2 separate regions of the Homo sapiens genome follow, and region 1 is linked to region 2. A link is an interaction called in ENCODE POLR2A ChIA-PET data of the cell type or tissue named here. Cell type or tissue: CD4-positive, alpha-beta T cell. All regions are shown on one strand. Each heading gives the region's core, and the rest is flanking DNA. Links, peaks and the distances in the headings are about the cores only. Region 1 overlaps CABIN1 (calcineurin binding protein 1). Region 2 holds the start of GGT5 (gamma-glutamyltransferase 5).

Evidence for each region. Peaks named below come from ENCODE experiments on the same cell type or tissue, not always from the same donor. Only the 100,000 strongest peaks of a DNase experiment are listed, where the experiment ranks them.
Region 1: POLR2A ChIA-PET joins it to region 2 with 5 read pairs; 1 of 35 experiments calls an interaction of 5 or more read pairs at or near these places.

Annotation. Positions count from the first base shown.
Region 1 is chr22:24,029,672-24,045,561 of GRCh38, forward strand. It overlaps CABIN1 (calcineurin binding protein 1), which reads left to right. Exons shown (of 37, transcript NM_012295.4): 2 at 5,773-5,849; 3 at 6,418-6,510; 4 at 8,677-8,790; 5 at 11,468-11,602; 6 at 13,233-13,413. The coding sequence starts at 5,847. Among named protein-coding and RNA genes, the nearest start is that of CABIN1, 26 kb to the left of the region's middle. In CD4-positive, alpha-beta T cell, for the core only: no CTCF peak of the experiment used is centred there; a DNase peak (open chromatin) is centred at 8,720; H3K27ac peaks cover 874 bases.
Region 2 is chr22:24,236,288-24,252,177 of GRCh38, forward strand. GGT5 (gamma-glutamyltransferase 5) reads right to left here and starts at 8,795. Exons shown (of 12, transcript NM_004121.5): 1 at 8,266-8,795. The coding sequence starts at 8,438. It also overlaps the pseudogene GGTLC4P and the pseudogene POM121L9P. RefSeq lists enhancers at 7,092-7,141, 7,576-8,131, 8,132-8,687, 9,800-10,355, 11,498-12,486 and 1 more and silencers at 11,294-11,588, 11,329-11,398. In CD4-positive, alpha-beta T cell, for the core only: a CTCF peak has its summit at 6,803; a DNase peak (open chromatin) is centred at 6,634; H3K4me3 peaks cover 371 bases.

The DNA.
Region 1 (15,890 bases), core at 5,595-10,594, 210 kb before region 2:
AATTTTGGAGTAGCTGAGGAAGAGTGGTAATGATGGAGTGGAAATAGAAGGCAGTGGGCAGAAGGGGTGCTGGTCTCATGGACCTAATGTATGTGATGAGTCTATATGAGAATCATTTTTTAGGTTTTCCTTGATGAAATGTTGTGTAGACAGTAAAACTGTATACCTACAAGTATGCCTCAGTTCAGTATGTGTCTGTGCCCAGGAGACACATTGAAAAGCAGTGCCCAGCTTAAAACTTGGGTTCTGCTGCCCACCAGCTGGGCAGCCTGAGGCAAATCACCTAACGTGGCAAGCCTGAGGTACCTCCCTATAAAATGGGAGCTGGTCTTTGTGAGTTTTTGATTAGCATGTAATACTTGGGCATTGAATAGCTTTTTGCTGGTACTTTTATTAGAGAATTGGAAATTTTGTTTTCTGCTTTATGGAGTGATGTTGATGATGCATAAGTGATGGCCCAACAGCCTGAGCAAATACAATTTATTCTATGGCCATCAGCAAACCTGTTCGGAGCTCTTGCAGGGCATCAGTTGTGGCTCTTAGCTGAAGCATAATAGCTCACAGCTGTGCATGTCCAGGGGCAGGCAGGAGACTCTTTGCTGTCACTTTTTGCTGTGCTAGAAAGAGTACTGGGCTTTGAGTCCTATTTTTGTCTCTTTTTAGCATTATGACTTTGGGCAGGTCAGCTAGTCTCCCTAAGCCTTGGTTTCCTAATCTGGAAAATGGGGATGATAATGCCTATTTTGTAAGGCTGCATTAAATTCAAGTGAGATAATGTGAATGTGCTTTGTAAATGTCTAGGATGGACTGGAGATTTGGAGAGGTGCCAAGTGCTGCTGTTTTTAGATTATGTTAAAGCCAGCACAGGTGCCCTTTTAGTGGGGAGAGTTGACTTGAGTTTTAACATAGAACAATTTTGAAAATAATTAGGAAGCCTGAAATTTGTATTTGTTCTCCTACACTGTGGACTGTTTTCAGGGTGTTTGGGTTCTGCTGATCATGGTACTCAGGGAGCTGTTGCTTCAGGGAATCCAGGTGCCTTCTTTATGGAGGAGGTGGGAGGGATTGGGCTGGGGCAGGGACTCAGACAGCATATGGGGCCAGACACCCCACTCTGGGGTTCCTCACTGTTTTTTTTCTCCAACTTGCCTAGTTATTTAGTCATTCATCTGTCCTGAGAGGCCATCTCCTGTCAGCTCTGCGATTGGACTTGCACCTACCATAGTCCTGGAGACAAAGAAGCATATGCCCCAGAGGAAGGCACAGGCACACCTGGCACCATTCTGGTAGTGGTTGGATGCGTTCCTTTGAGACATTACTTAGGAAGCAGATGAGCTTTCTTCCTTGTGGAATAGGTTGGCCTTGGCATGATGGCTGTATTGATGTTCTCCCACCCATGCACATGGACCCTGCCACCGCCACACAGAGACCTGATCCTTCAGCCATTAATGGGCCCCTCCCTTGTTTTTCCCTAGGAGGATCCAGTTGGCATCTAGGAAGACTTGCCATGACTTAGAGCTAGCACGTGTCCTGCAGAAAGTGGGTTGAGAGGCCTGTGTCTTGGCATAAGTGCCACTCTCTGATTTTTCTCCTGCCTCTGTGGGGTGGCAGGGGGCAGGAGAAAAGTCAGTGTGGGTGTGACATGGGGAATCCCAGCTAAGTCTGCTGGTCTCTGGTCAGAGGAGCTCCACGCTAGTCAAGCTATTGTCGCCATTTTATATACAAGGACACCAAGGGTTGTAAAGGATCAGGGAGTCAAGTATCTGAGACACAACTCAGCCACACTCTAAAATCTTCCTATTCCAAATCCAGTGTCCTTTCCATTTTTCCTTCTTACAACCCCAGGTCTAGGTAGGACAGCTGATTTTTACAGTAAGATAGTGGTGAAAAAAAATCGACCAATGGGTAGTTCCTGAGTGACTGCTCTGTAAGTGAAGGCAGCAGTTCAGACGGAGGCTATGTGATGCTCAGTGGGATTAGAGGTGTTTTCGGATTCAGTGCACAGAGCCCAGTGGGTGAGCAGCAGAGAGTGGCTGTGAAGTGGGGGTTTGAGAGGCTCTCCCACTTCTTCTAATCTCCAGTGGGCTCCATAGCTGGCCCCTGGGGCTATAAGTTCTGCTTACTGGGAGTCATCAGGGTGTGGCTTGAGCTGCAGGTCTGGCCATGGGCTGTCGGCCTGCCTTGAGGATGACCAGAGCCTATCTGAGACTTTATTTGGAGTAATGTCTTTGTATTTTGAAAACAAGTTCAACTTTGTTCCTAATTGGAAACTATTCTATTGATTGTTTACTTCTGGATATTTAAAGAAATGGTAAAATATGGAAACAAAATTTACCATTTTACCCACTTTTTAAGTGTACAGCTCAGTGGCATTATGTACATTCACATTGTTGTGTTACCATCACCACCATCCATCTCCAAAACTCTCTTCATCTTGAAAAGTTGAAATGCTATACCCATTAAACAGTAACTCTCTATTGCCCTCTCCCTCTCTGGCAACCACCATTCTACTTTCTGTCTGTATGAATTTTCCTATTCTATTTTCCACCTATAAGTGGAATCATATAATATTTGTTCTTTTGTGTCTGGCTTATTTTACTTAGTGTAGTTTTTAAAGTTTATTTCATGTTGTAGCATGTGCTAGAGTTTCCTGCCTTGTTAAGTTTGAATAGTATTCTGTTGTATGTATACACCACATTTTGTTCATTCATCTGTTGTTGGACACTTGGGTTGCTTCTTACCTTTTGGCTATTGTGATAATGCTGCTATGAACATGAGTGTACAAGTGTCTGTTCAAGTCCCTGCTTTCATTTATTTTGTGTATATAGCCAGATGTGGAATTTCTGGGTCATGTAGTAATTCTGTACTTAATTTTCTGAGGAACTGCCATACCTTTTTCCATAGTAGCTGCACCATTTTACATTCTCACCAGGAATGTACAAAGACTCCAGTTTCTCCAGGTCCTCATCAATACTTGTTATTTTCTGGCTTTATTTTGCTTTGATAACAGCCTAGATGGAGGGTTTTAATGCTATAGTTTCTACTTTTTTTCATATTGTATAGTGGTCCCAGTGTCCATTTTGGCATAGCTTATGATAAAGTTGCAGTTTCTGGCCAGGCATGGTGGCTCACTGTAATTCCATGCCTGTAATCCCAGCACTTTGGAAGGCCGAGGTGGGTGGATCACCTGAGGTCAGGAATTCGAGACCAGCCTGGCCAACATGGTGAAACCCTGTCTCTACTAAAAATACAAAAAATTAGCCAGGCGTGGTGGCAGATACCTGTAGTCCCAGCTACTCAGGAGGCTGAGGCAGGAGAATCACTTGAACCCGGGAGGTGGAGGTTGCAGTGAGCCGAGATCGCGCCACTGCACTCCAGCCTAGGCAACAGGGAGAGACTCCGTCTCAAAGAAACAAAAACAAACACAAAAACTGCAGTTTCCAAACTTTTGATTAGCAGTATTCTTTTTTTTCTAAATGTGGAACCCAGGAGATAAAACAGCTATCAGTCTAGGAAAGGTTTGAGTCTTCTTTGTCTGTGAGAAAGTACTTCCTTCCTTGCATGAACCCTTAAGAGAACTCAGAGCCTATTGTGAAAGCCTGTGCTAGAAGTCATTGCTGTAAGCACTGGTGACAGTGGCAGTCATTTTAAATTTATTTTATTATTATTTTTAATAGAGACAGGGTCTCACCTTATTGCCCAGGCTGGTCTCAAACTCCTGGGCTCAAGCAGTCCTTCCGCCTCAGCCTCCACAAGTGCTGGGATTACATGAGCCACTGTGTCCAGCCCCTAGCAGTTATTTTAATTGATAAAAGTGGAGCACATGTTCAATCTGTCTGTTTGAGGCTTATCCCACTGCCTGCTGGGCCCTTCCAGCCCCTTCTGCCAGCCTCTCAGCTAGGACTTTTAATGGGTCCTCCTCCTGCCCTCCCTGACGTATTTGGTAGTGTCCATATCCCCATCCCAGTTCCTCGGGCCAGCCTCCCAGGTGTCAGGTCCTGTGAGTCTACCTCCTAGTGGGATTCCCCTTCATCCCTGCTGTCACGGGTCCATCTGGGATCCTGGCATCTTTTTAAAAATAAGAGCTTTGTAATTTACATGCCATGTAGTTTCCCCTAAAGTGTACAAATTCAGTGGTTTTTAGTATATTAACAGAGTTGTGTAACCACCACCACAATCAGTTTTAGAACATTTTTGTCATCCCAGAAAGAAACCCTAAACCCCTTGGTAGTTGCTCCCCAGTTGTCCTTCTCTCCAAGCCCACTAAACCAGCGGTTCCCATCCATTTGGCACCAGGGACTGGTTTCTTGGAAGACAATTTTTCCACGGACCAGAGGCAGAGGGCAGGGATAATTTCTGGATGAAACTTTCACTTCACATCATCAGGCATTAGTTAGATTCTCATAAGGAATGCACAACCGAGATCCCTCGCATGCACAGTTCACAATAGGGTTTGTGCTCCTATGAGAATCTAATGCTGCTGCTAATCCGACAGGAGGCAGAGTTCAGGCAGTAATGCTTGCTCACCTGCCGCTCATCTCCTGTTCTGTGACCCAGTTCCTAACAGCCCATGGACCAGTACTGGTCTGTGGCCTGGGGGCTGGGGACCCCTGCACTAAACTATTTTCTATCTCTATAGATTTGCATATTCTGGACATTTCATATAATTGGAGCCAGAAGATACATGCTATTTTGTATATGACTTCTTTCATTTAGCATAATGTTTTCAAGGTTCTTCTGTGTTGTAGCATGTATCAGAAATTTATTCCTTTTTATGATTGAATAATAAATACCCCTTTATATGGACATACTTCATTTTATTTATCCATTCATCAGTTGGTGGACATTTAGGTTATTTCCACCTTTTAGCTTTTAGAAATAATGCCTCTGTGAACATTCATGAACAAGTTTTGGCGTGGACATGTTTTCATTTCTTTTGGGTAGATACACATAGGAGTGGAATTCCCTGGTCATATGCTAGCTCTGTTTAACATTTTGAGGAACTAGCAGACTGTTTTCCGCAAGGGTTGCACCAGTTTACATTCCCAGCAACAATGCATGAGATTCTAAATCTCCACATCTTTGCCAATCCTGTCATCTTTTGCAGCCTTCAGACTAGTCTGCCTATCTCTAATTATTTTTCTATTATCTTTCTAAAACATAGGCAAAACATTTTGTTCTCCCTAAAACACCCATTGATTCCCTGTTGCCTACAGGTAAAGTTCATGGCCTCTGTGTTGTCACTTGGCCCTCAACTACCTTTCCATCCTCCATTCACATCCCTGCTCTAAGGCCTTGTCTTCTAGTTTTCCCATCACACCTCGCTCTCCCTGCCTCTTTGCTTCACTGTCTTCCACTGCAGTGTATTCCATTCTTCAAGGCTTGATGCAGTAACTTACTCCTTTGCCTTCCTTAATCGCTTTGAATTGTTCTTTGCTGCCTTTAGATGTTGCCTGTGTTTCTTTTCGTATCATTCAGGTTTTGAAAAAAATAATAGGCTTGTTACCTCTGCTAGCAGTGATCCCTGGGGGCAAGGATTGTTCTCACTCTTTTGTGTGCCTGGCACCTGATGCATTGCCAGGAAATGATGAATGCTATCGTAAGGGACCAAGGAGCTCCTTGTGTGTTAGACCACACCGCTGTCCCAAGGCAGCTCTTCACTGGCCTGTCTGCATAGAGCTCAGGGAAGGACTGGTTCCTGGTGGACCTTGGCACTGTGACCTTCCTGGCTCTTCATAGGCCTTGTCTCAGTTTGTCCTATTTCCTTTCTAGGAGAGTTGTGGACTGGGGCAACCTTTGCCAGTGATGAGAAGTGATGCTCGTGGCAGTGCTGAATCTCTCTGAATATGGTAAGGACTGATGCCTGCCTATTTTGCGGACCTCAGTGTTCTTTTGTTACGTTACTCCTGGGGGCGAGGGGCATTTTCCTGTTAGATTCTGAAGGCTCTTATTATGGAGTAGCCTTCCTCCCAGGAAGGCTGTTGGCACCTTTGAGGGTGTGAGATTGCTTGCCTGGTGGTTGAAGCGGCTTGCAGGACCTTGTCACAGTTGCTGGAAAGACATAAAGTTAACATGTTTTGTTGAAATCTGTTGTTCCATTACCTGGGTCTTCTACTGTGTTGAGCTGTTGCTGGGGTGTCCCCAGTGTCTGTTGCTTTTGCAGTGGACAGTACCCAGGACATACTTTCTGCACAGATTGGCATAACCCTCCCCCCTCGGCCCCCCACCCCCCGCCCTTCTTTTTTTTTTTCTTTAGAGGATGATTTTTTTGTTCATTCCCCACATCTGAGAAGGTCATAGCTTTTCAAGGTAGAATAGATCATATGCTGGAGCAGAATTGTATTCATCTGTGGGTATTTGAAGAGATGAGTGACATCTCAAAGCAACTTGTCTCTTCCACCAAACCCCTGTTTCTAGATTCGAATTGCAGCCTTAAATGCCAGCTCCACCATTGAGGATGATCATGAAGGAAGCTTTAAAAGTCACAAAACCCAGACAAAGGAGGCTCAGGTACGTAATGCGAGGTCTTCTCTGTAGGTGGACCTTCTCATTTCTATAGAGGGAACCTCATTTTAAATACATTTAGGCATCTCCTCAGTGGGGCTTTAGGGGGAAATTCCATTTTGAAAGATGGCTAGCTCTCCATCTCCTGTTAAACCTGTTTTACTTAGCAGACGATCATATAGAGGAGAAATTATATTTATTCTATCAGTGTATGTGAAGGCCAGCTCAGCCCCCAGGCCTACTTCCATGCACCCCATTCTTTGTGCAGCCCTCAGGAGTTGGGATACCCAGGGAATGGTAGAATATTAATGGTAGATGGTGTTTCGAGGTTCCCTAGTGTATTGCCCTCACTTTACAGTGTGATGAGACTCTTGAGGGGAGCAGCCTAGACTGGGATCACCCTCCAGGTCAGTGAGGGAGCCAGGTCCAACCTCAACTCCCTAGATTGTTGGTCACTCCTCTTTCCCATGAGGCCTGGCATCTCTTCCATTTCAGCCTTCTTCTTTCCATCCATTCATCTCCATACCCTTCTCCTATCCTAGTGTAATAAGAGTTTGCTCCTGCCTTTGTTTTCCCTGAAATAAACATATGCCTTCCCTTCCACCCCGCTGCATTTTATGGTAGAAATCAGGACAGTTCCAGAGCTGTCTCAGAAGTCTACTAGTCACCTGTCCCTAGTCTGCAAGGCATGTCAGTGAGGCTCAACCTACCCAGTGCCCCCTCCCTCCCACAGGAGATTGTCATCCTCCCCAGGCAATGATCAGGCTATGGCAGAGTGGTGAGTAGAAAAACATGGAAACCAGGCCGGGTGCGGTGGCTCATGCCTGTAATCCCAGCACTTTGGGAGGCTGAGGTGAGTGGATCACTTGAGGTCAGGAGTTCGAGACCAGCCTGGCCAACATGGTGAAACCCCGTCTCTACTCAAAGTATAAAAATTAGCTGGGCGTGGTGGTGCATGTCTGTAGTCCCAGCTACTAGGGAGGCTAAGGCAGGACAATAGCTTGAGCCTGGAAGGCAGAGGTTGCAGCGAGCTGAGATCATGCCACTGCACTCCAGCCTGGGCGACAGAGTGAGACCCCGTCTCAAAAAAAAAAAAAAAAAAAGAAAAGAAAACAATGGAAACCAGCTTTTGTTTGTTTATTTAAGAGATAGGGTCTCACTCTGTTACCCAGGCTGGAGTGTAGTGGCATGGTCACAGCTCATTGTAACCTCTAACTCCTGGGCTCAAGCAGTCTTCCTGTCTCAGCCTCCTGAGTAGTTTAGGACTACAGACACCAGGCCACCATGCTCAGCTGATTTTTAAATTTTTTTGTAGAGACAGGGGTCTCTCTATGTGGCCCAGGTTGGCCATGAACTCCTCGGTTCACACCTTGGTTTCCTAAAGTGCTGGGATTACAGATGTGAGCCACTGTGCCTGGCCTGCAATGGAAACCATTCACACTGAACATTTTACTCACAACCCTTCTGATATCATATGTTTGGGGTATTTTCCCCCCATACCAATTCTCCAACTCTCCATATACCAACTGGGTGTCCTACAATTCAATTCTGACACTAGCTACACAGAGTTAGTGTCAGACTCCACAGCACTAACAGCTCATCCCACAAAACTGCCCTCACTTCAGATGCCAGTTGCAAGCGTTGAGTGCCAGGATACCTACACTTCTGTCCAGCCGGTCTGTAAAATCAGGGATTCTCACCCCCTACCCCTTTTAGATTTGATAATTTGCTAGAATGACTCACAGGACTTAGAAAAACACTTTACATTTACCAATTTATTATGAAGGATACAACTCAGGAACAGCCAAGTGGAGGAGATATTTATGGCAAGGTATGGGGTGGATTCACAGAGCTTCCGTGCCCTCTCCAGGTGCGGCACCCTCCCAGCACCTTGATGTTGTTCACCAACTTAGCAGCTTTCTGAACCCTGCCCTTTAGGGTTTTTAAACAGAGATTCCATCACATAGGCATGATTGATTAAATCATTGGTGATCAGCTCAATCTCCAGCCTCTCTTCCCTTCCTGGAAGTTGGGAGGTGGGGGAGCTGAAAGTTCCAGCTATCTAATCACATGGTTGGTTCCTCTGACTGTAGCCCCGCCTTACACACATTTTTGGCTTAAAAAAGACAGATCTTTATGCTGTATGAAAACATCTCTTGTCTTGATTTGCAGGAAGCAGAGGCTTTTGCATTGTACCACAAGGCCCTTGATCTGCAGAAACATGACCGGTTTGAGGAGTCTGCCAAAGCCTACCATGAGCTCTTGGAGGCGAGCCTGCTGCGGGAGGTGAGGCATCAGCAGGCCAGGCAGTGTGCCGTGGTGGTTAGTGCATGGGCTGTGGGGCTGGGTACTCTGGGCCTTACCTCTGCTCTCCCATTTCTTGGCTGGGGAACCTTGAAAACATTATTTCACCTCTCTGCCCCTATTTCCCCACCTCTAGGTATCTGCCTCATTGAGTTTTTATGAGGGTTGAGTAAATCCAGTGAAGCATGTAAAATGATTCCTGGTGTAAGTGCTTGTTAAAGGCCAGCTATCGTTATTACTTAATCTTCACAACCACTCTGCCCAGTAGCTGGGTTTTACAAATGTGGAAACTGAGGCTTAGTGAGGTCTTGATGGCTCAAAGCCATCCAAGTAAGTGAAGCATTCGAACCAGGTTTGGAGTCCATGGTTTGCTGATACCTAATGATCCTACTGGCAGCACATTTTAGCAAATGCCATTTGAGTAAAAGACCATGAGCTTGGGAAGTCTGTATAGACATGCCATGCAATTTTGAATATAGTCAGAAGGACTGGGGACACTGGTTACAGTAGAGAGGGGCAGGCAGAGCAAGACCTGGTCCCAGCATGGGGACTGTGGTAGTGGTGAGTGAGTTAATCCTCGAGTTGACTGGAGATGTCGACTGGAGGTTTGGGAATTGGTCCCAACCTGAAATTGATTTAGGAAGGTGTATATTTCATTAGGAGGAAAGGCGTTTGTTTTCAAGTTTTCATGTTTGTTTTCGCCCAAACATGCAGATGATGTGCATTAAGGAAGCAGATAAGCTCCATGGGTATTTACTGGACTGCACAGTCCTTGAGTTGAGCAGAGTCTCCTGTAGTGCTAGGCATGCAGACACTTATGACTCAAGCAAAAACCTTGATGGTTTTTGCTGCCGATGAGATAGAATACTGAGTTTTAATTGTGAGAAGAAAGCATCTGTTCCTTCTCTCACCCACGGTTTTTCTTTGTATTCCTAATTATATAGCTTGTCAAGATTCTTTGGTTACTGGTTACAGTGCTTTGGAATTAGTGGTATGGGACTTGTGACCTCCTCCTCTCCTGTTAGTAGGAAGTGGGTGAGGACCCAGAGAGGGAAAATTAGTTTATTCCATGTTTACTGAGCTTTGGTTATGGACCAGTTGGTGGGCATGTTGGTCTTCCCTCTCAGGACGTGGTGGAATGCCAGGTGGGCCCAGCATCCAACAGTTGCTAGGCAGAAACCTTTTACCTAAGGGCACGGTCATGTGTCAGCCTTTTAGTTGTAGGTGTGTGCATCTTTCTGTGCACAGTGTATCACTTTCAGCCTTAAAAGGTTGTTTCAGCCTTAAAAGGGACAACATGCTCATTGTAAACAATGGAGAAGTACAGAAAATACATAGAACAGTTTCTTTTTACACTCATATTGCATTGGCATACTTAATGTTAATTACATAATTACAGTTTTGCAGAAGATTGGCATAGATAGGCCCTGGACCCCAGCTGACTCCTAAGAAGCATTCACCCTGACTGGTGGGTGTCCTAGAGGGACTTGCTCGGGCAAGCCTTTCAGGGTGGATGGAGAGTGGTGCTGAATGTAGGTAGTCTGTTAGGTGGAGGTTAGTTAAAAGCATCCACTGTTATGTGCATGTCCATGTGTATTGCTGATTGTTTAGTTCGAAGTAGACTCACTTAGTCTCTGTAAATTTGTTCCCACTATTCTTTGAAGAGTTCTGTACCTGGAGGGACAGAGGTAGCTGGGATCCAGCCCTGGTCAGCTGGTTCTTGGGGGCCTTTTTGTATGATAAGTCAGATGACGGTAGAAGATAACTGAATGGGGCTTCATTTGAGCTTCTCAGTCTTAAAGAAGTTCCTTAAGACCTCCAAGGTAGGTAGATTCTTGGATTAGTCAAGGGATGCTTCCTGAGGGTGGCATGTCTTCAGATCTTACCTGTTCAGAACATGAAGAGCAATGTGTGGAAGCCACCTGCCCCAGGAAAGAGCTTCTTGGTGCCCGTGAGTTTTTCTGTTAGAAAATGTTTTAGTCTTTGTCCTGTGGTTGGAGCAATAGTTTTCTAATCAGCAGTTTCTTAGAATATAAGGTCATTAAAGCTGTAATGAAATAACTTTTCATATTAAGCATATTTGCAATTCTGATGGTCTTTCAGCTCACTTTAACTTTTGCTATTTAGGGTAGGAATTATTTTTCTTAATTACAGAGGTCAGACACTAACGTTTTAGTTAAATTAGCAATTGTCTATGCTCATGTGATGAGTTATAGAGTTGGGAGCTCAGTCTCTTGATTCCTAATCCTGGAGTGCCTGCAGTGAAGCTCTAGGCCTTCTGCCCCCAGGCAGCCTGCTGATACTTTGTCTTTTATCTTATACCTGGAGCTGCTGACTGGGTCTACCTATGCTGTAAATGTTATTCGCTAGGCTTGAACCCTCAGGCATGGCAGTAGTGGTGGGGCAGTTTCTCTCTGTTGGATGCCCAGACTCTCTGCAAACTATTAATACCTCAGGGTGGTCTGTTCTTCTCTGTGCGCTTGGAGTAGGAGTGGTCTTATAAGAACACATGGTGCAGTGCCTTCATTTTCCAGTGGTGGACAACACTAGACTGGCTCAAGGGCCTGCAGCAGAGGCCAGCCTGGAAGCCAAGTATCCTGCTGGCTGCTTGCTGAGGCTTCAAGGTCTAGTTGTCACTTCTGTTCTGTTTTGTTCACAGGCAGTTTCATCCGGTGATGAGAAAGAGGGGTTGAAACACCCTGGGCTGATACTGAAATATTCCACTTATAAGAACTTGGCCCAGCTGGCAGCCCAGCGGGAGGATCTGGAGACAGCCATGGAGTTCTACTTAGAGGTGTGGTTTTGGCAGTGCTTAGCTACCTTGGTGTTTTGAAAGCTCTTGGTGGAGGGGATGAGGTTGCGGTCTTGTGGGCCAAAAAGAAGAGTTTGTAGTGGTGGATCACCAAGCTATAGTACCCAAGGCTCTAGGGTAGGTCCATAGGTGATAACAATTAGTACTGACCAGGCCTGGAGAGCAGGGGCTGGGGCAGAGCACATGCTTGGATGCAGAGGCCTGCATGTGAATTCTTCCTTTGCTGCTCAGTGCACGTGTGGCTGTGAGTGAGTTATTCAGTCTCTTGGTATCTCTAGGTCTACACCAATATAGTGGTAATAATAAAGAAGAGCATAGTTGTGAAAGTTAAATGAGTTGGTATGCATAATAGTATCAAAAACAAAGTCTGAAACTGAGCATTCAATATATTAATACTTACAGTCATAATAGTATTGCTGTTATTTCATGTTACTATCAGTCTGTCTCTGGGCACCTCTAAAGCACCAGACACTGCGCTGTTTGCTTCCTACGCATACACTAATCCTCATGCCATCTTGCAAGGAAGGAGTCTTTATCCTCACTTTAGTGATGAGGAAATGGAGGCTCAGGATCATTCTGCTAATCAGTGTTGCAGCAGGGATGTGAACCAAGGTTTGTCTTCAAAGTACATGAGTTTTCTTGAATCCCATAAGACTCTCATTTTTTCAAATTGTTTTAAAGACAGGGTCTCAGTCTGTTGCCCATGCTGGAGTGCAGTGGCACAATCAGGGCTCACTGCAGCCTCGACTTCCCAGGCTCAAACGATCCTCCGACCTCATGCCCCCAAGTAGCTGGGACTATAGGCATGCACCACCACCACACCCAGCTAACTTTTTGTATTTTTAGTAGAGATGGAGTTTCGCCATGTTACCCAGGCTGCTCTCGAACTCTTGGACTCAAGCATTCTGCCCACCTCAGCCTCCCAAAGTGGGATTACAGGTGTGAACCACCAGGCCTGGGCATATTTTCTTTTCTTTCTTCTCCTTTTACTTATTAAATATGTAAGGAATACAGATATTCAGATTGACAAAATATATCAAGACAATGGGGAAACTGAGGCAGGAGGATCACTTGAGGCTAGGAGTTTGAGACAAGCCTGGATAACATACTAAGACCGTGTCTCTACAAAAAAATTGAAAATTAGCTAGGTGTGGTGATGTGCCTCTGTAGCCTCAGCTACTCATGGAGCTGAGGTGAGAGGATTGCTTGAGCCCAGAAGTTTGAGGATGCAGTGAGCTATGATCACACCACTGCACTCTTGCCTGGGCAGTAGAGTGAGACCCAGTCTCAAAAAAGAAAAATTTTTTTAAAAAATTCTAAGTTAAATAACTTGGTCCCTGTAACTTTTTATATGCCATTATCACTCTAGATCTTGGAAACGTGCGACTCCAGGAAAGATGAGCTGGCATTACTTGTCAGTTATAAGATAGTCATGGCACTTTTGCCATTTCCCTGGGAAGTTCAAGTGGCTGTGCCAGTGCCGTGCTCCTCCCGTCCCCGGGGTGCATATTCAAGGAGAGATCTGACTGTGTGTGTGTGTGTGTGTGTGTGTGTGTGTGTGTGTGTGTGTGTGTGTGTGTGTGTGTTTGCCCTCTGCTTGTGTCGCTTCCAGGCAGTGATGCTGGACTCCACAGATGTCAACCTCTGGTATAAGATTGGACATGTGGCCCTGAGGCTCATCCGGATCCCCCTGGCTCGCCATGCTTTTGAGGAAGGGCTGCGGTGCAATCCTGACCACTGGCCCTGTTTGGATAACCTAATCACTGTCCTGTACACCCTCAGTGATTACACAAGTGAGTCATGCTTTGATGCTTTCTTCCATGTGCCAGTGGTTTTTGGAACAGCAGAGGAAAGGCAGTTTGGGTAAACTGAAAGCCAAAGTTAACACTGAAGGGGTTTGCCAGACTGTCAGGGAGAATGGCAATGTTCTTAGATTTCTGCTTTATTCTGCATCTCTTTCTTGATTTGTTAAATGCCTTGTAGTAATAAAGTAGCATGTTTTCTGAATGATTTTACTTTTTTTTTTTTTTTTTTTTTTTGCTTTGCAAGGTTTTGTTTGCTTGACAGAAGTGGCTATCTTATTTCCTCCCTGCACTGTCCCATTTTGTGTGTCTTAGTCTGTTTGGGCTGCCATTAAAAAAAAATACCATAGATTGGGTGGCTAAAACAGCAGAAATTGTCTGGGTATGTTGGCTCACGCCTGTAATCCCAGCACTTTAGGGGGCCAAGGCAGGCAGATCACTTGAGCCCAGGAGTTTGAGACCAGCCTGGGCAACATGGTGAAACCCTGTCTCTTCAAAAAATACAAAAATTAACTGGACTTGATGGTGCGTGACTGTCATCCCAGCTACTTGGGAGGCTGAGGTGGGAGGATTGCTTCAGTCTGGGAGGTCGAGGCTGCAGTGAGTCGAGGTTGTGCAATCGCATTCCTGTCTGGGTGACACAGTGAGACCCTGTCTCAAAAACAAAACAAAACAAAAATCAATATTATCTAAATCAGATGTGGGTAAGACTTGAGGTACAATTTGTCCTGAGACAAAATTCCTCTCCAGTTGTAAACTTGTGAATACAGATAAATTAATGTGCTTCCAAAATATAATGGTGGGACAGATATAGGACAAACATTTCCATTCCAACAGGGAGAAATAGGAAAGCAGGAAAGTGTGATGGGTCCCAAAACTTAGCAAACTTAGCAAGGCAAATTTGAGGTCCTGAGGCTCAGGAATAATTCTCTTTGACCTGATGCTCCGCCCTTGATGCCCACTGAGGTGGCAACATCACCCTCATGGTACGTGGGTGGAGGGACAAGCCCCACCCTTTTGGCTGGGCAAGGGCTCTACCCCTAAGATGCTAGGTTGAGACATCCTGGCCTATGCAAACTGGAGAAGTAGCCCCACCCTTTAAGGAACTAGCCCTAGCCTCTTGGTCTGTGATGGGAGTGGCGGCTCAGATGATCTTTGAATCATCTTTGAGGGTTCTTCTTCCCTTTCCTTGAAAGATAACATATATTCTTGACTTTCTTTCATTCTTTCTCATTTTTTTTCTGTTCCCGTTAGTCCCCATTAGCAGTGTTTCTGCCAGTATAATCCCACCTTTCTGGCTTCTGAGATACCTGATTAAATCTGTGGTTCATGCCCACACTGATCTTATAAGAAAATTGTTGGTCAGTCACACTCATAGTGTTCTCAGAACAAACTTTCTCAATTTTTGCAATATGGATAGACAGAATTTTCTAAATCTTTTAAGTTCTGGTTCCTTTTTGCTTAACAATGCCCTCTTATTTTCTCTATTTTAGCATTTCACTATAAGCAGTCAGGAGGAACTGGGCTATGTCTTTAATACTTTGCTTAGAAGTCTCAGCAAAATAGCCAATTTTATTGCTCACAAGTTCTACCTTCTACCAAACACTAGAACATAGACGTAATTCAGCCAAGTGCTTTGCTACTTTATAACAAGGATCACCTTTTCTTCATTGTCCAATAGCATGTTCCTTATTTCCATTTGAGATCTCAGCAGAAATGCCCTTGATGTTTATATTTCTACCAACATTCTGTACATGATTATTTATTCTCTAGTAAGATGGAAGCCGTCTCTGTACCTCTTCTCTTCTTTCTGAGCCCTCATCAGAATCACCTTTTTTTTTTTTTTTTGAGATGGAGTCTCTGTCACCCAGGCTGGAGTGCAGTGGTGCGATCTCGGCTTATCGCAAGGTCCACCTCCCAGGTTCATGCCATTCTCCCGCCTCAGCCTCCAAAGTAGCTGGGACTACAGGCACCCACCACCAAGCCCGGCTAATTTTTTGTTTTTTATTTTTAGTAGAGACAGGGTTTCACCGTGTTAGCCAGGATGTTCTTGATCTCCTGACCTCGTGATCCGCCCGCCTTGGCCTCCCAAAGTGCTGGGCTTATAGGCGTGAGCCACTGCGCCCAGCCCAGTATCACCTTTAACAATCCTTACATACCAATATTCACTTTTTCCAGTGTACACCTCGAAACTCTTTAAGCTTATACCCAGTTCTAAAGCTCTTTCCAACACCAGGTGTGGTAGCTACAGGTAGCATGCCTGTAGTCCCAACACTCTAGGAGGCTGAGATGGGAGGATCGCTTGAGCCCAGAAGTTCAAGAACAGCCTGGGCAAGATAGTGAAACCCCATTTAAAAATACTTTTTTTTTTTTTTTCATTAACTGGGTGGGGTGGTGCACACCTGTAGTCCCAGCTACTTGGAAGGATCACCTGAACCTAGGAGCTAGAGGTTACAATGAGCCATGAT
Region 2 (15,890 bases), core at 4,562-9,561:
AGCCATCCTGGATTGGTCACTTTCTTCCTTCCCCACATCCAACCCACCAGTGACTCTGGATGCAGGTTCTACCTCCATCTCCACCACACTGGTCCAAGCCACCAACCTCTCTCAGCTGGGTTATTGCAATGGCCTCCTACCCAGGCCCCAGCGTTGGCCTTGCTCCCTTACATTTTAAAAAAATAATCTGTTAAGGCCGGGCGCGGTGGCTCATGCCTGTAATCCCAGCACTTTGGGAGGCCCAGGCAGGCAGATCATGAGGTCAGGAGATTGAGACCATCCTGGCTAACACGGTGAAACCCCATCTCTATTAAAAATACAAAAAATTAGCTGGGCATGGTGGCGGGTGCCTGTAGTCCCAGCTACTCAGGAGGCTGAGGCAGGAGAATGGTGTGAACCTGGAAGTCGGAGCTTGCAGTGAGCCAAGGTTGTACCACTGCACTCCAGCCTGGGCAACGGAGAGAGACTCCATCTCAAAAAAAAAAAAAAAATCTGTTAAACGTAAATCAGACTTCCTGGTAATGGGAGACTGTAATTCAGACCACACTTCCCTCAGAGAACTAGAAAAGCCCAGCAAATAGAAAACATGTGCTTAAAGGCATAGGAGGCAGAGAAGTACAGGGCTGGAGACAGGCAAGGCCAGCATTCCCCTCAAGGTGACGGCCAATCCTGAAGAGGAGGCTGAGAAATAGATCAGGGATTCTTTTTTTCTTTTCTCTCTTTTTTTTTTTTTTTTTGCTTTTTATTTTTCTGAGACAGGGTCACCATTACTTTTAATGGCAAAAACCGCAATTACTTTTGTACCAACCTAATATATTGCTCTGGCTGGTCTCAAATTCTTGGCCTGAAGCAATCCTCCTGCCTCAGTCTCCTGAGTAGCTGGGACTATAGGCGTGAGCCACCACACCTGGTCTAGAGCAGTGCTGTTGACCTACTCATGTGCTGAGGGAGGGGATGCCATAATGCCCCACACGTGGGGTGCAGGTTTCTTACTCTAGGAGTCAACTAGAAATAGAGCAGCCCTCAGGAGCACTGGATCCAGCTTCAAATCATCTCAGTCACTCAAATGCATAAAGGAGATCCCAGAATTTCAGATCCCTAGGCCTCAAATTATTTTATATTTATTTATTTATTTATTTGAGACAGCATCTCACTCTGTTGTCCAGGCTGGAGTGCAGTGCCTCGATCTCGGCTCACTGCAACCTTCACCTCCTGGGTTCAAGCAATTCTCCTGTCTCAGCCTCCCAAGTAGCTGGGATTACAGCCACCAGCCATCACGCAGAGCTAATTTTTGTATTTTCAGTAGAGACAGGGTTTCACTGTGTTGGCCAGGCTGGTCTTGTACTCCTGACCTCGTGATCTGCCTGCCTTGGCCTCCCAAAGTGCTGGGATTACAAGCGTGAGCCACCGCACCCGGCCTCTAACAATTTTTATACATACTCTCCAGTGCCAAATTAAAAACAACCAAGCAAACAAGGAAATAAGACAGCAGGAACAAAGCTCATGAGAAAGCACAGACAACTTTTAAAAAGGTCCATAGGATCTCCAGATTATGAAATTGGCAGACCATGTACTTTAAAATAAGTACTTTGTATCTATATTCAAGGATATAAAGAAATAAGAATTTTATCAAAGAACTGTCATCTATTAAAAATGGAGGCTGGGAGTGGTGGCTCACGCCTGTAATCCCATCACTTTGGAAGGCCAAGGTGGGTAGGTCACCTGAGGTCAGGAGTTCGAGACCAGCCTGGCCAACGTGGTTAAAACCCCATCTCTACCAAAAATACAAAAATTAGCCAGGTGTGGTTGTGGGCACCTGTAATCCCATCTACTTGGGAGGCTGAGGCACAAGAAACATTTGAACCCAGCAGGTGGAGGTTGCAGGAAGCCGAGATCTTCCCACCACACCCCAGCCTGGGGGACAGAGTGAGGCTCCGTCTCAAAAAAAAAAAAAAAAAAAGGCCAGGCGCGGTGACTCACGCCTGTAATCTCAGCACTTTGGGAGGCCAAGGCAGGCAAATTGCTTGAGGTCAGGAGTTTGAGACCAGTCTGGCGAATATGGTGAAACTCTGTCTCTACTACAAATACAAAAAAATTAGCAGGGCATGGTGTCATGCGCCTGTTGTAATCCCAGCTACTTGGGAGACTGAGGCAGGGGAACTGCTTGAACCAGGGAGGTGGAGGTTGCAGTGAGCAGATATCGTGCCATTGCACTTCAGCCTGGGCGACACAGTGAGACCCCATCTCAAAAAAAAAAAATACAAAAATTAGCCAGGCGTGGTGGCTCATGCCTGGAATCCCAGCTACTCAGGTGGCTGAGACAGGAGAATCACTTGAACCCGGGAGGCAGAAGTTGCAGTGAGCTGAGATCACGCCACTATACTCCAGCCTGGGCGACAGAGCAAGACACCGTCTCAAAAAAAAAAAAAAAGTGAAAGTGGAATATATATATATGTGTGTGTATATATATGGAATATATATATATATATATAATATATATTATATATTTATATATATATAATATATTATATATATATATATATATTTATATATATATATTATATATATTATATATATAATATATATAATATATATTATATATTTTATATATATATATATTATATATATTATATATATAATATATATTATATAATATATATATATATATATAATATATATATAGCCCATGACACAGTCCTCAGGAGATCCTTGACCATGTGCCCAAAGATATTTTTTCCCAAAGATATTTTTATAAATAAAAATAAAGGGTGGCCAGGCGTGGTGGCTCACGCCTGTAATCCCAGCACTTTGGGAGGCCGAGGCGGGTGTATCATGAGGTTAGGAGATCGAGACCATCCTGGCTAACACAGTGAAACCCGTCTCTACTAAAAAATACAAAAAATTAGCCAGGCGTGGTGGCGGGTGACTGTAGTCCCAGCTACTCGGGAGGCTGAAGCAGGAGAATGGCGTGAACCCAGGAGGCAGAGCTTGCAGTGAGCCGAGATTGTGCCACTGCACTCCAGCCTGGGCGACAGAGCGAGACTCTGTCTCAAAAAAAAAAGGGTAACAGAAGAGGTAAACGTGTGGGTAAATCTAAATGAACGTTATTGGTATAAAATTATAGTAGTATAGAAAATGATATCTTGTGGGGCTTAAAATAAAACATACTGAAATATGTATGGGTAAAGTTATATATCTGGGATTTGCACTGAAATAATGTAGGGTAGAGGGAAGCAGGAAAGAGTATACATGAAATGAGCTTGGCCATAAGATTGTTGTTGAAATTGAATGGATACTCGGGGCTTCATTACACAATTCTCTTTACTCTTACATAGCTCTACACTCTCAACATAAATAAGAATAAAAACACAAAAAACACACAGATACATCTATGCACACACATATATTTAAAATACACAAAAATATTAGCATATAAGTCACTGGGGGTAAATTTAGTTCCTGTTCCAAGGTTCTTCTACTGACTAGGAAGAGGATAGAAGTACTAACTCATAGGCTGGGCGTGGTGGCTCACGCCTGTAATCCCAACACTTTAGGACGCCGAGGTAAGCAGATCTCTTAAGGTGAGGAGTTCAAGACCAGCCTGGCCAACATGGTGAAACCCTGTCTCTACTAAAAAAGAATACAAAAATTAGCCGGGCATAGTGGTGCACACCAGTGGTCCCAGCTACTCAGGAGACTGAGACAGGAGAATTGCTTGAACCCAAGAGGTGGAGGTTGCAGTGAACCAAGATTGCTCCACTGCACTCCAGCCTGGGCAGCAGAGCAAGACTCCCTCTATCTCAAGAAAAAACAAATAAACAAAAAAAAGTACTAGCTCATGTTAGACTTTGATAAGTGAAGGATGCATGTTGTAAGCTCTAAAATAATCTACTGTCATCTTTTAAAATAACCCCAAGACTGCACAGTTAGGAAACTAATAGAGAAAAAGGAAATTGAATAATAAAAATAATAAATGCAAAACAAGATGTGAAAGGAGATAAGAAGAAACAGAATAGGCATGGAAAACAAGTTGGTGGTGGGTTTCAACCCAAATAAATCATCACCTACTTTTAAAAGGACAATCAATAAAAATTAAAGTAATTGGAAATAAAGTAAAACCCAATGCCTTTTATGTAAGGATACAGAAAGGTGGAAAATAATGAAAAATATATCATGCATGCACTAACCAAGAAAGCTGTATAACTTTTTTTTTTTTTTTGAGATAGAGCCTCACTCTGTCTCCCAGGCCGGAGTGCAGCGACGTGATCTTGGCTCACAGCAATCTCTCCCTTCTAGCATCATGCGATTCTCCCCGCTCAGCCTCCCAAGTAGCTGGGACTACAAGTGTGCCAACTTAGAATTATATTAGCCACACCCAGCTAATTTTTGTACTTTTTGTCTCACCATGTTGCCCAGGCTGGTCTTGAACTCCTGGGCTTCAGCGACCCACTCACCTTGACCTCCCAAAGTGCCAATTACAGGCATGAGCCACCATGCCCAGCATAACTATTTTTAATGAAGTAGACTTTAAGAAGAAAAGTATTATTAGAGATAAGAGACACATCATGGAAAAGAAGAAATTACTAGGAGACGGGTGCAGTAGTTCATGCCTGTAATCCCAGCACTTTGGGAGGCCAAAGCGGGCAGATCACCTGAGGTCGGGAGTTTGAGACCAGCCTGACCCACATGGAGAAACCCTGTCTCTACCAAAAATACAAAATTAGCCAGGTGTGGTGGCGCATGCCTGTAATCCCAGCTACTCAGGAGGCTGAGGCAGGAGAATCGCTTGAACCCAGGAGGTGGAGGTTGCGGTGAGCCAAGATCGTGCTATTGTACTCCAGCCTGTGCAACAAGAACAAAACTCCATCTCAAAAAAAAAAAAAAAAAAAAACACGAGGTTACTAGCTAGTTTCAGTATTACTTAACATCCAGGAAACTGGATATAGAAGTTTTTTTAGAGAAACTAAACCAATAGGTTATACATAGAGATTTATTTAGGAATTGGCTCACATGATTTTGGGGACTGGCAAGTTTAAAATCTGTAGGGCAAGCCAGCAGGCTATAAATTCAGGTAAGAGTTGATCTCGAAGTCTGGAACCTAACATCTGTAGAGCAGTCAGCAGGCCAGAAACTCAGGCAGGGTTTGTGTGTTATAGTGTTGAAGCAGAATTCCTGCTTCTCTGGGAAACCTCAGTTTTTGTTCTTACGGCCTTCAACTGATTGGAGGTGGCCCACCCATATTATGGTGGGTAATCTGTTTTACCTAAAGTCAACTGACTGTCAGTGTTAATCACATCTATGAAATAACCTCCCAGCAAGATATTGACAAGTATTTGACCAAACAACGGGGCACCAGAGCTTAGCCAAGTTGACACATAAATTAACCATCAGGAACGAGTAGAATATCCAAAAAACAACATACTAGGGGTATTATATCTTATATAGCTATTATAATTATATAAAACATATAATTATAGAATGAAGATATTAAGATAACCATTAGAACAAAAATATAAACTTTTCTTTCTTTCTTTTTTTTTTTTTCCTGAGACCAAGTCTTGCTCTGTCACCCAGGCTGGAGTGCAGTGGTGCAATCTTGGCTTACTGCAACCTTTGCCTCCTGGGTTCAAGTGATTCTCCTGTCTCAGCCTCCCAAGTAGCTGGGATTACAGGCACCCGCTACCATGCCCAGCTAATTTTTGTATTTTTAGTAGAGACGTGGTTTCACCATGTTGCCCAGGCTGGTCTCCAACTCCTGACCTTAAATGATCCACCCGCCTCAGCCTCCCAAAGTGCTGGGATCACAGGTGTGAGCCACCACACCCAGCCAAAAATCACCTTTTTTACAAGGATCAAAACAGTCATTATGCTGGAGATAACAGACCTCACTGTCACCATGCTCCTTTTGTATGTCTACTAGGCACGGTGCTGGGTCCACACTCACAGAAAGCTTAGGAGCTTGCACCCAGGGGCTCCGGCTGTAGCAGAATCCCAAGAATAAAACCTAGTGCTGAAAGAGTAGGAGATGGGGCTGGGTGCCGTGACTCACTCCTGTAATCCCAGCACTTTGGGAGGCGGAGGTGGGCAAAGCACGAGGTCTAGAGTTGGAGACCATCCTGGCTAACATGGTGAAACCCCATCTCTACTAAAAATACAAAAATTAGCTGGGCGTGGTGGCTAGCACCTGTAGTCCCAGCTACTCAGGAGGCTGAGGCAGGAGAATCATTTGAACCAAGGAGGCAGAGGTTGCAGCGAGCCGAGATCATGCCACTGCACTCCAGCCTGGTGACAGAGCGAAACAGCATCTCAAAAACAAAACAGAAAAAAGAGCAGGAGACTGGACTCTGGGAGGGCCTCCTGGTGAGAGGTGAGCACAGAGGGGAGAGATGATGGAGTCAGGAGCATGGGCTTCTGGTGGCCCCAGCAGACCCTGTGGCAGTGTGGCCAGGGGCCTCTGCAAGGAGGGATCTTGGCCAGGATGACGCTGCAGCAGGCCTCTTCCTGAGGCCCCCCAGCCAGTCCGGCCAGGGTCCCAGTGTCCAATGACCCCTGTTCCGCAGCAGCAGCTGGGGCCAGCCCCAGGCTCTCTTCCACTCCCAGCTTCTTAAGACAGGAAGTGGAGAGAGTTGTTTGACAAAACACTGGGGCAAACCACATCCTCTCTCTTCAAGGGACAGTTTGAGGGGATGCCAGCAGAGGGAGCTTTAGAGTAGAGACCCCTACCCAACCAGTGACCGTCACGCACACAGCAGGGCACGCTATGGAGACCCCCAGACAGTCACTCAGGGAGACCCAGCAGGTCCAGACTCCACCTAGAAATTTGTGGCAGCAGGTCCCCACTCCCAAAGGCCACATGCCCACGGGTGGTCTCTGGTGCCTGAGACTCCAGTCTCATTTGCATCTTTGCAACTTCGAGTTTAAGTGGGTGTCGCATCCTGAATGTCCTCCTGAGCAGAGGAGGGGCACAGCCTGGGGTGGCGGCTGGCGTCAATCCCTCAAATCCCCTGAGAGCCACTGGGGAGACTAAGCAGTCCCCAGCCCCGACTTGTCCCTGAGCTGCCATTCTCAGCCCTGTGGGAGGAGACAGAAAGACCTGAAGAGAAACCAAAGGACCAGGTCAGGAGGGGCGGGGGGTGGCATGAGAAATCAGGGCAGGGAAGGATGGACAGATGGGGGAATGGAGGGAAGAAGGAATGAATGAAAAGGTGAATGAATGAACAGAGAGAGAGAGCAGCCACTCCTCCCTTGCTTTAATTTACAAAGCACTGGGATCCTCCCAACAGCCTGCAAGACAGAACTTCTGGGAAGCAGACCAGGTGGCTGGCAGGGAGGGGAGGCTTGCCCTGGCTTTTGTGGGCCCAGTGGGAGGCAGGGAGCAGGAAGGGGCATCCTGTATGTGTCCTCTGCAGCAGCAGCAGCGGAGGCCTCCCTTGGGCTGGGCTTCCTGGAAGAGGGTCAGGAAACACCCGCTGTGGCCCCTCTCCACCACGCCCTCATCCAGGACACCAAGTATCAGTCACTCAGCTCACGAGACCCAGGCCCTGACTCAGGGAGAGAGGATGTGAGGGGTGGGGCACCGGGCTCCTCAGGACTGAGAGACCCGAGATGTGGCCCCAGGCTGGGTGTTGGGGCAGACTGGCTATGGCAGCATTGTGTGTACCCCAGCAGGCCAGTACCCACGCAGGGAGCCTCCAAACCCCTTCACCCATGACCCTGGGAGAAGACCGCAGCCTTGGAGAATTGGCCTCACTGAAGGGGCCTGCACCGGCCAGCAGGGTCAGGCGGGGCCAGACAGGTTCCCACCTGGGATATGCAAATGGGCCTCCTGAATCCTGGAGCCAGGCGTGGACTCACACACCACCATTGTCCCCAAGTCCCCATCTGCCCCACGAGCACACCCTGCCACCTGTTCTGTGCAAGGGCCCTGAGGCTGCCTCCTTGCGCCCAAGACCTGCAGGTGCTGAAGCCCACACACACACGGCTCCTGCTTCCTGGGCCAGTGCACGTGCACACACACACACACACACACCCACCCACACATACACATACCCACACACAATCACACACATTCACACACACCCACACTCCCCACACTCACACTCACATACACTCACACACACCCACACATGCATGCAATCACACATACCCAGACACTCACACACACACCCACACATACATTCACTCACACACACACACACACACACGCCTTCTCCAGGAGGGGCTGGCTGCCAAGGGCCACCCAGCTTCCTCCCACGTCTCACTCACCGTCCAATATCCGAGCAGACCTTGGAGTCGGCGGCAACAGCAGCGTGGGCAAAGGCCTGGGGGCCACATGGGGCCTGGTGTCGAGAGAGGACCACAGCCAGCACAATGACAGCCAGCGCCAGCCCCAGACCCAGCAGGACTAGGCTGACCGTGGCCCCGTAGCCCCGGGCCATGGCTCTGCAGCCCAGGAGGAGAGGGGCGGCTGGTGGGCAGACGGAGGGACGGATGGGTGGGCAGATGAATGGACAAGAAGATGCACAGAGTCACAGGTAATTGGACAGATGGACAAACAGGTGGGGGCTGAAGACAGACACGAAGATGGATCGACAGATAGGCCAGATAGCTAGACAAAGAGGACAGTAAGAGAAAGATGGTCAGATAGACAATGGGACAGAGATGGGCTTACAGATGGGCGGACAGACAGACAGGTCTGAACAGCGGGCTGCCAGATGGACAGATGGGTGAATGGACAGATGGCTGGCAGCTGTGGCGAGCTGCTGCCCTCACCAAGTGCACACTACGGAGTGGCCAAACTCACGCCTCAACTTCTGGTTTTCAGCTCCTGCTTGTTGCTGGCAGGAGGCCAGGCAGCAAAGCGTCTGAGGGGAGTTTTCCTTGCCTAGAGGAGTCAGCTGCTGTGTTAACTCCCTCACTGCTAGTAGGTCCAAAGGCCCCACCTACCGCCCGCCAGAGCCCAGGGTCACACTGTCGCAATGTGCAGGAGAACTTGGTGCCTGCTGCACTGCGGTTGCCAGGTAGGGGCAGGGCTCCCTGGAACCTCCACACCATTCCCCGGGTTCCCGGCAGCTCTGGGAAAGCAGAGCTGGGGCCGCTCAACTCTCTCCCCTGGATCCGGCAAGGCTGCCCCCCTCCCAGAGTGGAGCCCTGCTCCCCAGCTCCCATCTCTATCCCCTAACCCTCTCCTCATGGCCCAGCCTAGTCAGCATCAAGGTGGAGCTGAACAGAGGCAGAGGGAGGGGGACACAAGGTGGTGTCACTTAAAACTTGGGTTCAAGTCCTTATGCTTCTGCAGCCTGGCCTGGGTCCCACAACTCCCCAGGGTGGCCAAGGGCTTCCCAGTCTGCACAGAGGACAGGGGGACTTGACAGCATCAAATGCTGGTGACTACAAGACGCCCATGTGGGGAATGCAGACAGACCATGCCTCTAGCCCTTGGCATCCGGGACCATTTGTCCAGGACTTGCTGTCCTGGAAATGCAGCATGGACCTCCAGGGAGGGAGGCTGTGTGGAGGCCACGCCCTGCCTGTAGCTCTTTCCCACCCTAGCTGCGGGTCTGCTTCCCTGAATCCAAATCCGCTATTACTGTGCTGGCAGCGCAGCCTCTCTAGGGACACTGGCCTGGCTCTGTTCTCCCCAGGCCTCAGGGTGCCTAAATGGGAGGCAGCCAGGAGAGTGAGGACCCACTGAGGGGCTCTGTTGACCAGGCTCAGCAGGGGTGCAGGTGATGTGGGCTGGACTTCTTCCCACGTGGCCCCCACAGTCCTCCCCGCTTCCTCCCCAGCTGAACACTGCCTGCTCCAGATGTCTACACCTGGAAGCCGGGCCCCCCCATCTGGGCAGCAGAGAAACTGAGGCACAGAGACAGACTGTGTCCTTACAGGCCACACAGCCTGCCAGGCCCCTATGTCCAGCCAGAGCCCCTGGTCAGCCTGGACTGGAATGATTGTTTAGAGGCAGGCTGTTCCCACGGCTGCCTCTCGCGGTGGGGGGCCTGTGGATGCCTCCTCCCGCCCCCACCCGACTCCCAAGCCTCAGTGACATTGCTCAACCAGGAGCTGAAGTGCATTCCTGGGCTTAGGCCAGCCCACCCACCCACCCGCTGCAGTCCTGGAAGCTCAGAGGCCTGGGCAGCAGGAACAGTGGAGACAGCAGCGTGGGGGACGTCCCCCCTCCTCTCCCCACCATCCTGGTCAGGCAGAGGCCAGGGTGCAGGGACCGCCTGAGCAAAGGCCCAGGGAAAGGAATGGGTGTCATTCTGGTCCTGACCCGAGGCACAGCCAGGAAGGTCCCTGAATGTCCTTCCTCAGGAAATGATGGGGGAAGGGGCGATGAGAATGAAGGAGAGGATTTAAGTCCCTCACCCCCCGAGGTAGTCCTGGGCTGAGCCCCACGGGACCTGGAGAACCAGGGTGTACCCCACCAGCGTGTCGGGTCCAGGAAGCCTCGTGGCCAGCTCCCACTTCTCTTCCTGCTGTGCAACCCAGAGCAAGGCCTGCCCCTCCAGCTTCAGTCTTCTCCCCTGCAAATGGGGCCACGGCCTTTCCTCTCAGGCCGAAATAAGGATTGAGGCCGGGTGCAGTGGCTCACCCCTGTAATCCTAGCACTTTGGGAGACTGAGATGGGGGGACTGCTTGAAGTCAGGAGTTTAAGTCCAGCCTGGTCAACATAGTGAGACCCCATCTCTATTTGTTTAAATAATTTTTTAAATTAAATAAATAAAATAAGGATTGAGGAGTGACTCGTACATCACTCAACTGGGAGCCCCAGAGACACAGCCCTCCAGGGCTCAGAACCGGTGGTACTCTACTCTGCAGGCACAAAACCCTGTTTGTGGGCCCTTTGGTATCACCAGGTTTTCGGGGCTCCTGAAGGATAGCCCCGACCTGGCCTCACCTGGGCCCTGGCCAGAGTGCCCCTGGTGATATCCAGAGTGCCCCTGGTGCTGGGCTGTGACCACCACCCCTCACCAGCCTATCTCCACCAGCCTTTCCCAGAATCCTGCCCCAGGTGTTGGAACTGTGCCTGGAGGAGGGAGCAGGCCCCGAGGGAGGCCTGGAGGGGCTGCTGATGGTGAAGGCTGCTGTGTCTAGTTGTTCCCTTCCAAACCCACTCCCTCTGGGCTGCATCCCCGGCTGGTCCAAGCCCTGATCCCTGGGATCTGGGGACCTCTTCCAGTTTGCTGTTCCCTGAGAACCAGGCCTCCCTCTGGAGAGGATCACAAGCTTGGGTTTCACTCTGGGCTTAAACTTGGAAACCCCCCAGGGGCTTGGCTCTGACTGAGATGTTTTCCTCCAGCCTCTTGCCCAATCCCCACTCCTCAGACCTCAGCTTCACCTCCCATGTCCTCGGCAGGGTGAGCTGGACGCCTACGGGTCTGAGAAGGCACCCGGGTTCCCGGCATCAGCTGGCCACTCTCTGCCTAAGAAAGGGCCGGGGTCGCTGCACCCTCTGGTGGCTGGTCCTAGGTGGTGTTGCTGCCCAGCCCAGGGAAGGGAGGGCCTGGCCCCAAGTCTGAGGGATCAGGGTGGGAAGGGGCAGGGCTTGGCATGGACCTTCCCCTGGCCCCCAGCCACGTGCCTGGCTTTCCCCATGCTGAAGATGCTGAGGCTAGTTCCAGCGACCGCAGCGTGAAGATCTCCGAATCCCGCCTCTCCAGTGCCTCATTTATTGTGCTGCTCTGCTGCTCACAGGGGAAGCCGGTCCCCCAGAGTCCCCTTCCTGGTCCTAGTGAGTATCTTGTCCCTAGATTGCTTGTCAGCCTTGTCCGCCTGGAGCACTCAGTAGCCAGCAGGCTCCCCGCCTTTCCTGGAGTCCGAGGCAGCTGCCCAGCCACCAGCCGTGTGGACGATGGCTTGCACCACAGCGATGAAAGTGGATGCGATCTGGGTGTGATGGTGCCGGGTCTCCAGGGCTGCAGTCACTGCCTGGGGGTGGGAGGAGAGGGGAAGCCTGAGCAAGGCTCCAGATGCCACCTGAACCACATCTGTGTGGTCACAGGCCTCAGCCCAGGTGGTGCCATTTCGGGCCAGGTCATCAGGAAGAGCAGGTTGGGGCCTGCTGGGTCTCACTGGAGCAGGGGGTTTGGCCTTCATGTCACAGGGGCTCCAGATGGCCCAGGCACTAGAGAGAGGACACCAACCATTGTCCACTCTGTGATGATCCAGGCCTCCAGCCCAGGATGCCCTGGGGCCCCACACCGTGACTCAGTTTCTCCAACCCCCGGCCCACCTGGTCAATGTTTCTCTCCACTGTCGTGACGTTGGGCAGAAGCTGGTTGTGCAGCCGGGGCTCCTCCACGGCCCGCTTCACGTCATAGCCGAACCAGAGGTTGTAGATGATGGCCTGGGGCATGGGAGTGTGATCAGCGTGGCTTGGGGGCTGTGCAGGGTGGGCACGGCCAGGGAGAAAAGCTGTGACACATATCAGTGCAGTGGCTGTGGTGATCTGTGTGCCCCCAGCAGCTCCCACAACCATCCGGACCTGGCCGTCCTGGCCCACCATGATCGTCGGGCACATGGACGAGAGCGGCTGCTTCCCTATGGCCGATGGGAGAAGACAGGGATGCCCGTCAGCTGCCTGCCCAGGACACCCGCCCCTCTCCACCCCAGTCCCCCACCCCCGGACCTCCACCCCATACCTGGCTGGATGAAATTGGCAGGTGAGGGGGCACCCCAAACTCGTTGGTGATGTTGGGAGAGCTGAAGTCGTCCATTTCATCATTGAACAGGATCCCGCTGACCGGGGAGCGGACCTTGGAGCCAAAGCTACCGCCCAGCCAGGTCAGACAGTGCCCGACCTTGCCTGGCCCAGCCTGGTCCCTATCCACCCACTGAGGCTCAAACATACTCACTGAGAGGCCCAGGATAAGCTACCAAGGTTGGGCCTCAGTTTCCCACCAGGAAAAGAGGTGACGGAGCCACCTTACTGGATAAGTGGGCAGTCCCTGGGCCACCCGCCCCTGGCCCTTTCCCACCCAGGCGGCCCAGCAGCCCCTACTAGAGGTTGATGGTGCTGGTGGTGGACACAGCACTGCCGTCTTCTGCGACGACAGACAGGTGAGCAGTGCCCCCATCAACTGGCGTGTAGAACTCGGGCTTGTAGTAGGAGATCGGGTGAGTGGTGTCGTCAGAGATCTGGGCCCGGAGCTGGGCAGCGAAGAACTCAGAGGTCATGTTGCGGACCACCTGCCGAGACCCCAGAGCTGGCCTGAGGAGGTGGGGAGGGAGGGTGGGGAGGGGGCACAGGTCTCAAAAGGCCCCTGACTGTGGCTCTGATCACAACCCTCTGGCACCCACAACCTTCCGTGGCTCCCCAGGACCCAAGGGCAGGCCCAGGATCTTGCAAGACCAGTCTGACTCCCTGTCTCTGTCGCGTTCCAGCAACTCTGAATGTCTGTCTGCCTGGTCCTCAGCCTCCAGACCCTTGCTGCATTCAATCACTCATTCCTTCATGCAAAAAATATTTCTAGAGTTTGCACTGCATGCCTGGCACTGGGGAATCAACAGGGAACAGACACTTAGGTCCTGCCCTCATGCCAAGAAAAACAAACACACACAGGGAAAGTGCTGAAACCACAAGCCAGGTAAGGGGAATCAAGAGGCATGAGGTATGGGCAGAGTGGTCAGGGAGGGCTTCTCAGAGGAGGCAACGTGTGAAAAGAGCCTGGAATGTGGCCTAAATGGTCAGTGCAAAGGCCCTGAGGCAGGTGGTATAGGCTGGTGAGCGATAGGCAAAGAGTGAATGGAGTGGGGTGGGGAGAAGAGGATGAAGATGCAGGCTGGGGCCCATCCCACAAGACCTCCTAGGTCCCATAACAACTGGCTTTTGCTCTGTGCCATGCAGGCTTAGGGCAGAGGAATGAGCAGGCTGGGGAGTGTTTTCACAGGGTCCCTCTGGCAGCTATGACGGGGATAAGGATAAAGCCCAAAGGGGAGGCTGTGGGTATCAACCAGGCAAGAGATGATGGCCTGGGTGGGAGAAAGAGAAGAATCAAGGATGGTGCCGACTAGCGAGGTAAACCCTGCAGAAAGGGCAGGTTTGGGGATGGTCAGGAGCTTGATTCTGGATACTTCATCAGACCTGAAGAGCATGGGTGCACGTATAAAAAAATAAATAAATAAGCATGGGTTCACGGGCAAGGGCGGGCTGAGAGATGAACATGGAGGTATTGACATTGAGTGGCTGCTGGATGCCATGAGCCTGGCCAAGGTCCCCAAGGCAGTGGCGAGGAGGAGATGAGGAGGTCAAGGAGGAGACAGAGGATGGACCCGAAGGCCGAAGAAAATGCCTCAAGGGAGTTTCAACACCGGGCGCGGTGGCTCACGCCTGTAATCCCAGCACTTTGGGAGGGGGATCACGACGTCAGGAGATGGAGATCATCCTGGCTAACACGGTGAAACCCCGTCTCTACTAAAAATACAAAACATTAGCCGGGTGTGGTGGCGGGCGCCTGCAGTCCCAACTACTCCAGAGGCTGAGGCAGGAGAATGGCGTGAACCCGGTAGGCGGAGCTTGCGGTGAGCTGAGATCAGGCCACTGGAATCCAGCCTGGGCGATAGAGGGAGACTCCATCTCAAAAAAAAAAAAAAAAAAAGAGAGAGAGTCTGGCTCTGTTGCCCAGGCTGGAGTGCAGTGGCGCGATCTCGGCGCATCACAATCCCTTCCCCGCCCGCCCCCGGGTTCAAGTGATTCTCCTGTCTCAGCCGCCGGAGCAGCTGGGACTACAGGCGCGTGCCACCATGTCTGACTAAATTTGTATTTTTACTAGAGACGGGGTTTCACTATGTTGGCCAGGCTGGTCTCCAACTCCTGATCTCGTGATCCGTCTGCCCCGACCTCCCAAAGTGCTAGGATTATAGGCATAAGCCACCACGCCCGGCCTCTTTTTTTTCTTTTTCTTTTTTTTATCTGGAGACTGAGTTTTGCACTTGTTGCCCAGGCTGGAGTGCAATGGTGCGATCTCAGCTCACTGCAATCTCCACCTCAGCAGGAGAGCAGGAATCTTCAGTGATCCACGGGCAGATCTGCCACCATTGTGGGCACCTGTTCCTCCCGCAACCTTTGTGCCCGCCTCTCTCCTTCCAGTACCTATTGCATGACCCCCCACGTCCGCCTCCCGCCATTGCCAGCAAGTGCCTCGCGCGGGTACCTGGCTGCGCTTATTAATCCGTTAAGCTCGCTCTGTCACGGGCGCCGTGATGTGCTCACGCGCCCACTCCCTCAGGTTTAAAAGGCGCGTTGCCCGGCAACAGAAGAAACTGCTGGCTTAGCCTTTGGCGGAGTTGGCGGCTGGACGAGGACGCTCAGAGCCCAGCTCTCGAGAGTTCAAGCAACCGACGGTTCCCCACTGCTCCCAGGAGCGGTTACCTGGGCACTCTGTGCCCCTCCTTCCTGTTCGGGCCCAGGCCGAGGACCTGCCAGTAGGGCTCAGTTGCCTGGAGCCCGTTCAGCCCATCCCCCAGTTCACTTTGCCTGTGGGATCTCCCCGTTGCTCCTGCCCGTGGACTGAGTGGCAGGCCATCCTACAAGCACCCGGACACTTGACATCAGTGGTGTCAAGACAACTCTAAGAAGGTTTTCCGTGATCCTGCAAGCCCTGCGTTCCTTCCTGGGATCCTGCCTTCAATTTGATTGCACAGGTACCACAGCAAGCCAGTGCTGTGTGCTCCGAGTTCCAGGGCGTCCTCCAGCTCAGCCACTGCACTGAGAACATGGACTCTCTGTGGGGCCCAGGAGCCGGGAGTCACCCCTTTGGGGTCCACAACACCCGGCTGTCCCCAGACTTGTGTCCAGGGAAGATAGTGTTGAGGGCCCTCAAGGAGAGCGGGGCAGGGATGCCTGAGCAGGACAAGGACCCTAGAGTCCAAGAGAATCCTGGTGATCA